Linked DNA regions of Homo sapiens: regions 2 and 3 are each linked to region 1. A link is a contact called in ENCODE Hi-C data. All regions are on one chromosome and are shown on one strand. The core of a region is the stretch at or near the end of the contact, and the rest is flanking DNA. Distances in the headings are between cores, read along the strand shown.

What was found. Hi-C counts contacts between places; a loop is a spot of excess contacts on that map. Pooled maps may share reads with other maps.
Region 2: a loop to region 1 is called in a map with no recorded cell type, with 10 times the contacts of the local background. The contact joins the promoter of USP9X here to the enhancer-like site in region 1. A Hi-C loop is called at or near these places in 2 of 37 single-sample maps with no recorded cell type and 2 of 50 pooled maps.
Region 3: a loop to region 1 is called in a map with no recorded cell type, with 12 times the contacts of the local background. The contact joins the promoter of DDX3X here to the enhancer-like site in region 1. A Hi-C loop is called at or near these places in 2 of 37 single-sample maps with no recorded cell type and 3 of 50 pooled maps.

The regions. Positions count from the first base shown.
Region 1 is chrX:45,067,856-45,072,518 of GRCh38, reverse strand. KDM6A (lysine demethylase 6A) reads right to left here. Exons shown (of 30, transcript NM_001291415.2): 18 at 2,162-2,940. Among named protein-coding and RNA genes, the nearest start is that of DIPK2B, 130 kb to the left of the region's middle. Within about 2 kb of position 1,943, at least 3 of the 41 ENCODE cell types and tissues checked have a DNase peak (open chromatin) inside an H3K27ac peak, as active enhancers do.
Region 2 is chrX:41,083,080-41,087,742 of GRCh38, reverse strand. USP9X (ubiquitin specific peptidase 9 X-linked) reads right to left here and starts at 2,298. Exons shown (of 45, transcript NM_001039591.3): 1 at 1,634-2,298. RefSeq lists silencers at 1,104-1,563, 2,264-2,643, 3,074-3,143 and enhancers at 1,688-2,225, 2,764-3,303, 3,053-3,347.
Region 3 is chrX:41,331,026-41,335,688 of GRCh38, reverse strand. DDX3X (DEAD-box helicase 3 X-linked) reads right to left here and starts at 1,527. Exons shown (of 17, transcript NM_001356.5): 1 at 1,392-1,527. The coding sequence starts at 1,436. RefSeq lists an enhancer at 1,897-2,126 and a silencer at 2,217-2,706.

The DNA.
Region 1 (4,663 bases), core at 694-3,193:
CAAGTGTAGCATTTAATCTGAACACTCCCTATTTTCTGTAGGCCCAGAGTTGAACTGAATGATAGCCTAACTTCAAAAAAAAAACTAATATAAAAACCTATAATATAAAAATTTCTAAAGAAACAAATTTTAGGAACTCAAGAACCTCACTATATGCTTTAGAAGAATTTCATTTAGAGATCATCCAATGTCCTCTTAAGTTACTGACCTTAAAAAATCTTGTAAGACAGTTAAGATTAATTACAGCAATCACCATGTTGTAGGTCACTAAGGAAAATGCTGCCAACAACGTGGACCCAATAAAGAAAAAAATAAAATATAAAAAAGGATGTAATTTCTGCCCTAGTCTATGTCAGAATAACAACTAAATAGTTAAAATTTGACAGGAAATAATGAAATAGAAACTAACAGAAATAGAAACTAATAGAAAATGAAACAAAGACCAGCTGGGCACAGTGGCTCACGCCTGTAATCCCAGCACTTTGGGAGGCAGAGGCAGGTGGAACACTTGAGGTTGGGAGTTCAAGACCAGCCTGACCAACATGGAGAAACCCCGTCTCTACTAAAAAATACAAAATTAGCCAGGTGTGGTGCTGCATGCCTGTAATCCCACCCAGCTACTTGGGAGGCTTGAGGCAGGAGAATCGCTTGAACCTGGGAGGCAGAGCGTGCGGTAAGTTGAAATCGCGCCATTGCACTCCAGCCTGGGCAACAAGAGCGAAACTGTCTTAAAAAAAGACAAGAAAAGACAAGAAAAGACAAGAAAAGACAAGAAAAGAAAAGAAAACACAGACCAAAAGGTATTTTTAACACTCAAACTCTTTAAAGAAAAATGACTATAGTGTAATTTATAGTAAAGTTCTAGTGTCACAATTAAAGCGATAAATTTAAATTAATTGAAATTTCTTCTCCATACTCCATTGCTCCTACCCCACATCCCTCCCAAGCAGCAAACTTATATATAAATAAAATTTAATTTCACCTCAATCATTCGTCAGTGACAAACATTTAACGGTAGACCCAGGATACCTTCTAATAAAATAATCTGAACAACAGAAAAGATAATCACACTTTTACATAACAATAAATAAGACATATAAGTACTAGCAACTGCAGGAAGAGGTTTATATGGCTATAAATAAGAATTGTTTTGAACTTTAAAATGTAAAAGCTATATTAAATGGTCAATGTAGCCAAACTAGAACTAATGTTTATAATTTCTATTTATAGAATGGTTATTTTCTATATATCATGACAATCTACAACCAAAAAAAGATCTTTTTAAAATCTACTATATGTCTGCTCAAACTTAACATTTAATGTATCAGAAAATATTACAGAATTATTTGTTTGTTCCAGTTATGTTAACTAAATTTCATTCAAGATTTAGTCACTTATAGAGGACAACAACTACAAGTAAATGAGAAAAATTATATATGTGTCATATACAATGAAAAGGCCAGTAAGAATCTATATGTCCTCCAAATATCAGAGAAAGATGATGCTGCCTGATCCTTTGATTCTTCTTTTGTGGGACAGAGGAGGTTCATTTCTTCATAAATTTCTGAGGCCCTGCCCTTCCTAGACTAGCAGAATATGTCTGGCTCCTTCCAGAATGGCTGACAGTCTGTCATGTCTCTCCACTGCCCATTGCCCCTGACCTCTTCCTTCCTCTTCTGCCTGCTTTATAACCTCTTCTAGATTCAAACAGTCCAGTTTTCTCAATTGTAAGCAAAGACTAGCCTTGATAAGTGATGGGGTCCATTCCTAGCCTAACATTTAATAGGCTCTGATAAAAAAAAAAAAAAAACCCATAGGGTTTTCCAGCCTTGCTGTATTTGGCCAAATATGATTTAACCCATTCTCTTGTTTAAATCCCCAGAGCGAAGTCAATCACACTGAAGCTGACAACCTAGTAACCAGTAGAGGGCAGTAACAGCACAATCAGACACACCCACTCAAAATAAGCAATTTACAGGAATACTTCTCACATCTGATTTGACTACAACATCTAAGCAAAATAAAGCTTCTGTCAAACTCTTAGATGAATGACTACACCATCTTTTGCTTACTTCCCATATCTTAAACGGTCCAAATTTCAGCATTCTGATCATGCCAGTAAGTCAAACATTTTCACTTTGATGAACTTTCCCACACTAACCTGCATGCCTTCAGAACTTCTGCTGAGCTGGGGTATATGGACACAGACATTGATGGTATGATCTGTGGACTAGGTTTGTGGTTAACCAGAAGCAGATCTGTTTTCATGGGGCTCTGAGATTCTTCCATCCCTTCTCCATTAATTGTGTGTAGCCCACTGTGAGGGCTGTTAAGGCTGGTAACACTGTTTGTGGTTGTCTGCTCAGTGGATTTTGGAGAAGGTGTTGCTGTTGAAATGGCTGAAGATGGTGAAGAGGCAACAGAGTTATCAGTCTTTGTATGAACAGCTGGGTGGATGTTATTGACTTTGTCACAGGTTCCAGTACCCACATTGTTATTGGCTTTTCCCATCAACAAGGCAGAGAGCTGAGGATTGTCTGAACTTAGTAAACCTGGTGACTTAGAATCTCCATGGCTAGGACTGCAAACAGCATCTGCCGTCATCTGATGGACATGATTAGGAAGTCCCTCGACACTGGCAGTGCTGTTAGGTGTCTCTCCAGTGTGCCTGCTTGTTTCAGGCACCGTCAATATGTTTCCTGAAGGCTTGCTCTCTTTGGTTAAGGTAATGCCTTGTTGTCCACCTGAGGTAGCAGTGTGAGAGGAGAGGTGATTGAGAGCAGCCCCCTGTGTTACTGAATTGCTAGGCAGGGTGGGATGTCCGTTCTGATTCTGAATACCAGAGCCAGCTGCCTGGAGATGCTGGGAAGGCCCAGTGGAAGAGAGAGGTCGTTCACCATTAGGACCTGCCGAATGTGAACTCTGACCTTTGTGAAGCCCCTAAAAAGAAAGAAAAATAGTTTAAATCTAATATTAAGCAAACTCAGAATATACAGAATTTAAAATATTAAAGAGAAAAGCCACTAAAAATAAATATCTAACTGTATAAGATAATTTGACCCAAGTCCTAAAGTTATCAAAAAGTACCTGCAACTTAGCTAATCAGTATTTAACATCTTTAGAGAAATTTTTCTTCCTTGCTATCTAAAATGACTCCATTATTAGTGTAGAATAAACTACTTCAGATGAAGCATTACAAATTTTAAGTTCCAATATACATATTTTCATCTCTAAAATCAGACATGGATAGACATATATCATCATTAATAATTAAAAGCTATGACCATGGATCAACATAAACCAACTCTCACTGGTCTGTGATCTGTTAAAAGATTAATATAGAAAGTGAGTTCATTAAGCCTTTAAAATTATCATTAAAATATAATCTTCTGTAATTCAAATCCTATTGTTAAAGTAGCTATCCTCAAAATTAAGGGCAGAACTATTAAATCTATGAAAATATTTCAAAAAATACCTAAAGTTTCCCCATCTATCCATCCACACATATTTAGAAGACTAGATAGGCTTGGTGCAGTGGCTTATGTCTGTAATCCCAGCACTCTGGAAGGCCGAGGCAGGAGGATCGTTTGAGGCCAGGAGTTCGAGACCAGGCTGGGCAACACAATGAGACTCCGTCTCCACAAAAGAAAAAGAGAGAGAGAAAGGGAAAGGGAAAGGGAAAGGGAAAGGGAAAGAGAAAGAGAAAGAGAAAGAGAAAGAGAAAGAGAAAGAAGAGAGAGGAGAGAGGAGGGAGAGAGGGGAGAGAGGGAAGGAAAGCAGGCAGACAAGCTAGGTGTGTTGACAAGTGTGCCTGTAGTCCAGCTACACAGGAGGCCAAGGTGGGAGGATCTCTTGAGCCCAGGAGTTTGAGCCAGCAGTGAGCTAAGATGGTGCCACTGTACTCCAGCCTGGGTGACAGAGCAGAACCTTGTGTCTCTCTTTTTTTTTTTTTTTTTTAAAAAAAAAGGGGAGAAAAAGACATTTTAAGTCTCCACTAATGACTTTGAGATAAACTTTATTTTTCATCACCTGAATTTGAAAACTTAGAAAAATACACTGCTACTGTTAAAGCAATCTGAGGGGGCAGTATACTAACAGTTAATAGAAGTTTTAAGACTAGAGGAAGATCACTTAGGGCATTTAATAGAATGAAAATATGATAACTGGAACTAATTTTTACCTGAAATTTGCCTCTGGTGTCACAGAGAAACTTCTTTAAGAAGAATATTTTCATTTCATTTTACTTACAAAATAATTAAATAGGACAGCCAATTTTTCAGCAACACTGATTAAAGTAACATTGGAATCATAAAACGAGTTTACATTTGGAGTTGAGATTACTTCAGCAACAAGGTTAGAGCATTTTGTCAGTAATAAGCTATAAAAGAATAAAACTATAGCTGATAACAAGATATTTATATACTAAAAGGTGCATTTAATCATCTAGTTAAAGTCAGCTAGCATGCCCCTAAAATCAGTTTCTGAAGCTGAAAATTTTAAACTAATGTTTTTACTCAATAGGCTTATCTACCTAAAACACTAGATATATTAAAAGTTGATACACATTGGCCAGGCGCAGTGGCTCACACCTGGAATCCCAGCACATTGGGAGGCCAAGGCAGGCAGATCACCTAAGGTCAGAAGTTCAAGACCAGCCTGGTCA
Region 2 (4,663 bases), core at 1,049-3,548, 4.0 Mb after region 1:
ATTCATATAGTCCAAACGTCCTATTTTTAAATTAGAGAAAATAAAACAGTAAAATACCAAAGACATTTTGAGTTCACCTGTGGAACACCAATTCCAAATACTTCAAGCTTTCACTCCACCCAAAAGCTGGAACGATAAAGTTTAAAGGGTTAAAGTTAGATGTATGACACAGCACATGAGTTTAAAAATTGAGAAAACGAATGTTGACACTTTTTTATATTTAATACATAATTCTTCAAGAATTTGAAGGTATTTGCTGAAACCAAAATGGCAGCCCAGCGAATTAGAAGACGAGCGAGATCTAAAGGAGAGTTTATAGTCTCTATTTTTGAGTTCAAGTGTACTAACCAGCCAAGCTAGTCATGGTTAAGGAGTCCTTACCTAAGGGTAATCAGCTCCGAGAGGGTTAAGTACCTGCTGGAAAGTTTCCTAATCAATGCACCCCAAATCATTCTTCCTCAAAAGTGAAAGTATACAAACGTTAAGTAGATTTAGGGACTCATGGGTTTCCAGGTAAAAGAACAGTACACATACTTCTCTCCCCGAAAAATAAAGCATGAATATTTAATCTATACCTACAACTTGCTTATTTAAACTAAAAGACAATCTGAAGCAATTATATACACCTGTAAACTGCACCGTGTAAATTCAATTAACGTTGTAACTATGGAACTTCCAAAAAATAACATGCTTAATTTAAGCAGGTTCTACTAGAAATTTTGCAAATTCTCGTGTAAGTTCTAGTCGCTACAGAAATCCACACAAATAATTTAAGAAGCCATCTACACACCTGCTGTATAACTCTTTAACTTATTTCACAATGAATGAAAAATCAGCCATTTATCCAACCCTAAGCCTCACGTCACAAGAATCTGAAGACCTGATCACTACCAAACTCGCACATGCTAATATTTGCAGAAACAGTTAAAAATAGAAAGGTAATAGGTCCAAGCTAGCTTGGAAGCGATTTCTGCATTCAAAAACCCCTTTCACGGCTTTGGCCCTCTGCAAATAAAGCGGGGCGAAGGAGGTGTAGGAGGCCGATAACCCAGCTCCCACTCCAGGAGCCCAGGGCCGGGGAGAAACTGCGGGTTATCGCGGGAGGGTGGGGGGAGGCGGACAAGTCGTCAGGCCTGATAGCCAGGCGTAGCCGAGGCCTAGCTCCCCAGCTCCAAATCACTCCACCTCAGTAATGGCGTTTGGTGTCAAGTGGAACCAGACCGGGTAGGAAAGCGGCCGCCGGGCGGGGGGCGGCCAGCCCCCAAACCGACCCGGCCCCCGGGTGCGGACGGCGGGGGGGCTGCCCGCCACGCCCGGAGACTCCATCCTCCTACTCGGCCCCAGACAGGACGGGAAGGGGGAGGAGGGGGAGGGACGGAGCCGTCAGCCATTTTCCCTTACAGTCCAAAACACACAGACACGCTCTCGGGACACCGGCTCCACACACAACACGGGCCCGCGCGCCCGCCCAGCCCGGGCCGGAGGAGGGGGAACGGGGAAGCCCCAGCCTGGCCGGCAGCCGCCGAGGGAAGAGGCTCGCACACACGCACACCCCCCTCGCCCTCCTCCCCTCACCCACATCCAGCTGTTGGCCCCGGGAAAGAGCGTCGCCCCAGTGCAGCTGGCCACTCACCGCACGACACAGACGTCTTCTCACAACCAGGGCACACGGAGGCGGGAGGCACCAGGCGACGGTGGGGCTCGGTCCCGGGACGAGACCTACCCTGGGTGCATCCCAGGCCCGGGGGTGACCGGCAACAAAGTGTATCGAAAGGCTGCGGCGGCCGGGCTCGGGGCTGCGGGCGTCTCAACCAAAAGGCTGCACACCGGCGCCGGAACTCGCTCCTCGCCGCGCCCGCCTCCTCCTCCTCCTTGGCCGGCGACGGCCCTCTTCCCCTTCTCCCCTCAGGCTGGGGCTCTCGCTGAGCTCAGACGGGCTCCGGGCGGTGCGTTTCTCCTGCGTCACCTCCTCCTGCTCCTCCTCCTGCAGCGACGGCTTCACCTTCCCCTAGTCGCCGCCTCTGTCCCCGCTCCAGGCCTGGTGGCTTTGAAGTAGCTCGCTCCTCGCTCCCGGCGCCGACCCAAGCACCGGGCGCTAAGGCGGCCGCCTCCCGTGAGAGAGAGGCGGCGGCGGCGGGCTCCCGCGAGGCCCGGGAGCTGTGTAAGGCGGGGAGGGGCTAGGCGCGACAGAGGCCCTGACGGGGCCGGGTGCGGAGAGGTTGCGGCTCCGGCGGCGGCGGAGACTAGCGTCCGCAGCCGCGGATGCCCGTCCTCGTCAATATGGCGGATCCGGCAAACCAAAAAAAAAAAAACCGCTCGGCCAGTGGCGGCGGCGGTAGCGGCGACGGCGGCAGCAGCGGTGGCGGCGGCGGCGGCGGCGCAGACTCCCACTAGCCCCAGAGCCGCCCAAGACCCGAAGTTCTCCGCCCCCGTCAGGGCCCGCCCCTTTCAGGCCCCTCCTTTCGGCCCTCCCCCTGCTCCTGCCCAGCCCCCTCCCGCTCAGCTGCCCCCTCTTCTCTCCCTCCACCCCGGGCCGTCAAGGCTGGGAGAGCAGCGCGAGCCGCTGAGGGGGCCGGGCTTCGGCGCGAGCCGCCGGGAACCCGGAGAGCTAGGGTGGGGGAGGGGAAGACAATGCGGTAAAGATTGTTCGCGCAGTACTGTTTCTTCCGGCTGGCCCCTTCAGGGTCGTGCTACGGCCAGAAATCCTGTTCCATGCCCCTCGGCTCAGGAGCGGGACGAGGGCAGAGGTGGCTCTAGGACCGAAGTTGGGGAAGGGAGGCCCGAAAAGATCTGGCACACCACTCGGGAGGGGCTGGGCGGCAGGGACTGGCGGGGTGTGTGGCCACGACAGGGTTAATCGCGTGAGCCGCAGCCGCGTCGCTCATAGTTTGACTCGGGCCGCTTGTTTTTGTTCCATTGTGAACCGTAGCCCCGCCGACAAGAACCCGGATGATGACGTCACCGGCCTCCCCCTTTTCCGGGACCGTGGGGGGAGGGGCGCGGAAAGATGAGATCTCGAGACCACGCGCTGGGCGGTCGCCGCCGCGGTGCCTGGAGGTCCCGGCGGTGCAGCTGACCCGCGTCACGTGACGCACGAGCTGGCCGGGCCACTGGCTGCGGGGGCGCGAGGTCCCGAGGGCCTGGCCACCTGCTTGGCGCCGATAGGGGGAAGGTGTGGCTATCTCCCGCAGCGGAAGGAGGGGGCGTGGGGAGTGAGGTCCTTTTCCCCACCCCGCGAGGGAGGTGCTCTGAGAAACTCTTTCACACGATCATGCATCATCACTACCTCAAAGCGTTTAGGCGTCCTCAAAGCGTTTAGGCGTCCTCACAGCCTAGCTGACGGGACTGACCACCTTTTTGGCCATAGGAGCCCTTCAAACAGACCAGCAAAGAAAAAAATTATAAAGTGCCCCAGACGGCTTAGCGAATAGGCCGTACTTGATGTGGCAAGATTAGCCTCCATTGCCAGATCATCAGCACAATTCGGTGTTAGGACCCGGAAGAAACTTATGAACCCATCCGCTGTGTCATGGACTATTTTCTACATGTTTATATTCCAAAGTGCGGGCATAGGAAAAACTTAGGCTAATCTCAAATTAATGGGGTGCTTGGAACAAATCTGTACAGTCTACCTAGGATGCCCAAATGAAGAGGAAATTAACAGTTCCTAATTTACAGATTTCCTTTTGACTTAAAAAATACCTGTGGACATCAAATGGCATGCAAAATCATAGTAAAACCCTACAAACCGAGATCTATTTTATAGAGAAGAGGGTTGAATTTAGTTATGCTATGATTATATCAGTTTGTAATAAAAGACTGTTAAAAATGGAACCAAACTAATGTAGGTGACAGTGAAAGCAAGTTATTGGTATCTTAAATTTTTAAACCATTTCTCTATTTAGCACAAGATTGTTTACAAATTTTTCACCACAAATTATCTAATAGGGTATCCAAGATGTATCATTCATAGCCCTAATAACTCTTAGCATATGTTACCTTGTTTTTATAATTATTTCCATGAATCATTTGCTTCCCCACTAGCTCATGGGCTTCTAAAAAGCAGACACGACCACCCGCGTACACTATAGGCTGTTATTTTCTATTTTAGATAAGGAAACAGAAAGGGTAAATGATTTGCCCGAAGTCAGGATTGGAAAGTGTTGAACACTGGTCTTTTAACCCTATCAAAAGTGCACCTTTAACAAGGATGTCCCCTCTCACCAATTCTGTTCAATATTGTACTTGCAGTTCTAGCCTGAAAAAGAAATGAAAGGCATCCAGATAAGAAAGGAACAATTAAACTATCGCTACTTTCACATGACATGATTTTATATATAGAAAATCTTGGGAAATCCATTATAAAAAAAATAAAGCCAATAAGCAAGTTCAGCAAAACTGCAGGATATAAGATCAATATTTAAACATCAGTTATAGTTTTACACACTAGCAATAAACAATCTGAAAATTAAGTTAAAATTCCATTTACAATAGCATCAAAATCAATAAAGTTAAAAATCGATTTAACAAAAGAAATGCAAGATTTGTACATTGAAAACTACAGAACATCATTGAAAAACATTCAAGACTGAAATAAAAGTATTAAGATAGCAATACTCCTCAAATTGATCTACAGAGTCAATGCAATCCCTATCAAAATCCC
Region 3 (4,663 bases), core at 278-2,777, 3.7 Mb after region 1:
CATTAAACTATGTATTCAATTAATTTGTGCCACTAAACTTCGTCTCAGGATTATTCCGGAGTTTGTGAAATCAACGCTCCCCTAATCACAGTAGACAGTAGTTTATTTAAAAGCTCCGCATAACCCACACAAGAGCTTATCTGAAGCCTGGTGCCACTGTTGCGGTGGGATGCAGACTTCCTGCCACCAAAGTCCATAACCTTCTCCTCTCAAATCACACATCTTTCTCTCCTCTGCCCCTAAACCCTTAGAAGAGGGGATTCTGGCTAAGAGAAAAAACCCGGGGGCCTGGGACCCATTGCAAGATTCTACTCCACAGATAGCAACAAGTCAACAACAAAACTGTTTACTTCCCCCCTAAGCCGGGTGTTTTTCCAATGGCGGATTCCTGGATCACAGTCACTAACACGAAGACACTACCACAACCCGCGATGACCCCTCCACCCCAGAAAAACAACGCGGGACTCCCGGCTAACATACCACACAGGGACAATCTGGGGCAAGCAAGGAGGAGAAAGGGCCTCGCTGGCTCCCTAACCTCCCCGCCACGTCCAACCTCTATCTCCAGGGCCCAGCGCGCAGCGGCCAATTCCTGCCTCCCCTCCCCGCCCCCACCCCTCCCCCACTCCTCCCCAATCTTCTGCGTCACAAAACTTTCCACTCCGGAAACGCAGCCTCCCCGGCTGCGGCGCAGGGCCCCCGGACCCTGCGGAACCTGGGCTGAAGCGAAAAAGCCAGCGGAAGGAACCCGGGAAAAAACAAGAAACCCATTCCATCCTCCTTTCCAGGCCTTCGCCCGCCCGAGACCCGCCGTCTCCCGGAGGTGAGCCACAGCGCCGCCCAGCACCACACAAAAGAGGCCGCCGCCATTACCCCGAGCGAAGGCCGCCCCCTCCCACATTCCTGGGCCGCGTTCTACCCCTTGCTCGCAGGCACGCAAACACCGGGTGCCGCCAGGTCCTCCGGACGGGAATCCAGGCTGCGCCAGCCGTGAAGGCCGAAGCCCTCCAAGCCAAAAGGGCCTCCAGTCGCGTCCCGCCGCGCTGCGCACTCCCGCAAACCCCCCCAGGTCACTAATCAGTCGGGATTCGCGCATGCGCGTCCCCGCGAGAGCGCGCGCACTTCCTCCCCCTCCGCCCGCCTGCGCACGCACACACAAAAGCCGCCATTGTGCTCGTCCCGGGGACAATACAGCGGGCCGAGACCGGGCCCGGGCGACAGCCCCAACCAACATTCCTATCCCTCTATAGCCCCGGGGCACTCACACCCGCCAGCCCGGGGCACCCAGAAAATGAAAAGTAAGGGTGCCGGTTAGCGCTGCGCCATTAGCCAGGTTAGGTCAGGGGAGGAATTCACGCAGCAGCCAGCCCGGTGGGGTTCTTGCGGCTCACCTGCTGGTCCAGCCCGAGCGCATTTTCCACTGCCACATGACTCATCCCTGAAGAGTACCGAGAACTCGGAGTCTTCCGCTGCTAAGCGAGTGTTTGTTCCACCGCGAAGGCCCTCTCACGGGAGAACTGCGGCTCTGGAGCGCACCGCGCGGCCACGGATCTAATATACCCGCTGGAAAGCCGGCTACGTCAGCACGTACAACGTGTGCCCTCCCTCTCACACCGCAATTCCCTGTCGCGGCGACTTCTGCCCGGCTACTGCGCGCTCCCTCAGGTCTAAGCTCAAGGGATTTCCTACTTAGTCCTGTCGCCCCTAGCAGTCCTGCCTTGGAGCTTAGGGTGCGAAATGCTGTCCCAGTTCTCTCGAGCTACACTTCCCGTGCTCTCCGCTAAAACCCTAGTCTCAGCCTCGGAGTTCTCGAGATCTCGCGAGAACTTGCGTCTCCCGCTTTCCACCGGCTAAGACGCCTGAAAATGTTAACCTAGGCCTCTTCGCCCCCCTTTCCAACCTTACGCATTCGCTCCCCTTTCCAACTCTATGCACTCAGCTTTCGTTTTTCGTTTTTTTTGTTTTTGTTTTTTTTTTCCTAACACTGGCCTTCACTCTTCTTCCTCTCTCAGTTCCCGGGCTTGGAGATGTGGTGGGATTTCTCCGGTCTAATCTGCCCTCGCTCTTCCGCGGGTAGCCTCCCCTTAGTGGGAGCTAGGCAGATTCCCGAAACTGAGAGGGCGGCAGGCCACGTGACCGTAGGTGTCGCGTGCGGTGGCCATTTTGTGAAGCAGGAAACGGTGGCTTGAATATAGAGTGCTCCGGACGGGGGAGGGGAGGGGAAGAGGAGGAGAGAACAGAGGGAAGGGGAGGAGAGGGAGGGAAAAGAGGGGAGCGGAGTAAGGGGAAAGGAGGAGGGAGGAGGGTAGGATGGTGACCGGGGCGGGAGTCGGGGGGAAATGGAGGGGAGCCGGCGGCGCGCGCAGGTGGCCGGACACCTTCCTGCGCGGTTGCCTAGGCAGCGGGGGCGCCGCCTAGAAACACACAATGGCCCCTCCTGGCCAACCCCCCGACGTGTGCGCGCGCGCCTCCGCCCCCGCCCCCCGCGGTGAGGGAACAATGAGACAGACACGCGCTGATCCGGAACCGCCGCTGGCGCGCCCTCCCGGGACCCCGGCTCTCCGCAGGAATGCGGGCTACATTTGCCCCTAGTTTCCTCCCGCGGGGCGCCCAGCGGCTTAGGGCCGGTGACCACCGGCGTTGCGGGGACCCCGCGGGTGGCGAACGGCTCTTCTAGGGCCCAAGGGTGTCGGGAATGTTTGTAGCCGGTGCAACCTGGGCCTGCCGGAGGGGCTGCAGCGGGGTTACCGGCCTGGGCTCGGGGTGACTCTCAGGCCGCTGCGGTGGATGAGGAACAGGAGGAACCGGGTTTCTACCGTCGGTGGAACCTCTTCCTGTGGTTCCCTCCTAGGCAGGCCACCCCAAGTCCCGGCTTCGGTGCCGCAGGCCCTTAAATAGAAGAAGGTGTTTACTAGTGGATTCCCGGCTTTGAGCCGGCGCCCGCACATCCGTAGTTTCTTATGACCGCTTTCCCCTCTCTTCTGACCCTCAGCCCTACGAAATTAAATAAAACGCAGTGGTTTCCACCACCCCCACAAAAGGTCTTCTGCTGCCAGAATTCAAATAGTTCGTGCTCATCACATAATTTACTATACACATAACTTCTCTCCCTTCTCAATTTTTAAAATCGAGACGGAAATTCGAACGAGATAGGGAGAGAATATCACACTGTCGGGGGCAAGTTGTTTAACGGCTTTGGGTCTCAATTTGCTCATCTATAAAAGGAGTCTGCTACATTCCATAACCCTGTGAAAGACCCAACTCCTTTTCATAACGAGTATTTTCTAACGCCCCCTTTACCTATACTGAAATAACAAAACCTAAATTGTTTATGTAAACCTACAAACACAATTTCAAAAAACATGATCTGTCAACAAACGAAAGCAAAATGATTATAATAAAACAATGTATTATAATATGTAAATGCCGCCGCACAGCTACACTAACTGGTGGGAAGACACTTGCCCAGTAGAGCCACAAATGCAAACTGGAAAGGTGTGTTGATTTCACAACTCAAGTTCCATGAGCAGCATTGCTACTAGGAACCTCATTTTCCAAAATGATGAACTATTAATAATTTTTAAATAAAACAGTACAATCTTCCTTCAATTGAAACAGTACCTGCATTTGTGGAAAATTCAGGATATATGGAAACTGGGCAAAGATACTTTGTGTTCATATGTAAAACAGTGTTAGTTCTAGGCTTAGATGATAATGAACTAGTTTTTCACCGACATGTGTCCAGTGATTCAATTATTCGCTCTGTGGGACTGACCAGCATCATAGAACATCCTAGCGTGCCTGGCTCCTGCCCACTAAATGCCAGTAGCTCTCGCCAGTCATTGTGACAACCAGAAATACACAGATTTCTACAATGCCCCTTGGAGAGCCACTAGGTTTAATGATATTAGGGTCCCTTCCTGCCCTGAGATTCGTGGATTCTCATGGAGTTTTGGTGAAGGACCTCGGTTTTGTTTCAGTTTCGTTTTCCTATGAACCAGGGTAAACATGAGTCAGGTTCGAAAACTGTGAGTTCCGACAGCTCTTCAAACTGCATATAGCAACAATGGGATGCACTGACTACCCTGGTTCTGGGCTTTGTTTTACTTTTGAGTAGAGCCGAGTACAGGGTACCGCCATGGGAGTACCTAAAAGAATTGAAATATACAGCAGTTCCCTATTTTCAATTAACCCCTGCTCATAGGCATACTTGGTTCAAACCACCAGGGTATTTTGTTAATCAATACGTTATAATTGGAATATCCAATTGGAGAGGAAGCGGGAAAACATACAAAGCTTTGTCTTTAAACACATTCACTTTGAAAAAGAATGATGTGCACACTTGAGGCAGCTAAATAAATGAGCCAACTTTCACAGCACTCCGAATGACTTTTCCGTTTAGCAACATTTGCATATTTTCTCCACATGGCAGTTATTTGCAAATTTTATTTGAAGTGACCTAAAAAAGGGTTAGAAATGGCTGAAACCAGGCCGGCCGCGGTGGCTCACGCCTGCAATCCCAGCACTTTGGGAGGCCGAGGCGGGCGGATCACGAGGTCAGGAGACTGAGACCATCCTGGCTAACACCGTGACACCCCGTCTCTAAAAAAAATACAAAAATTAGCCTGGGCGACAGAGCAAGACTCCGCCCCCCCCCAAAAAA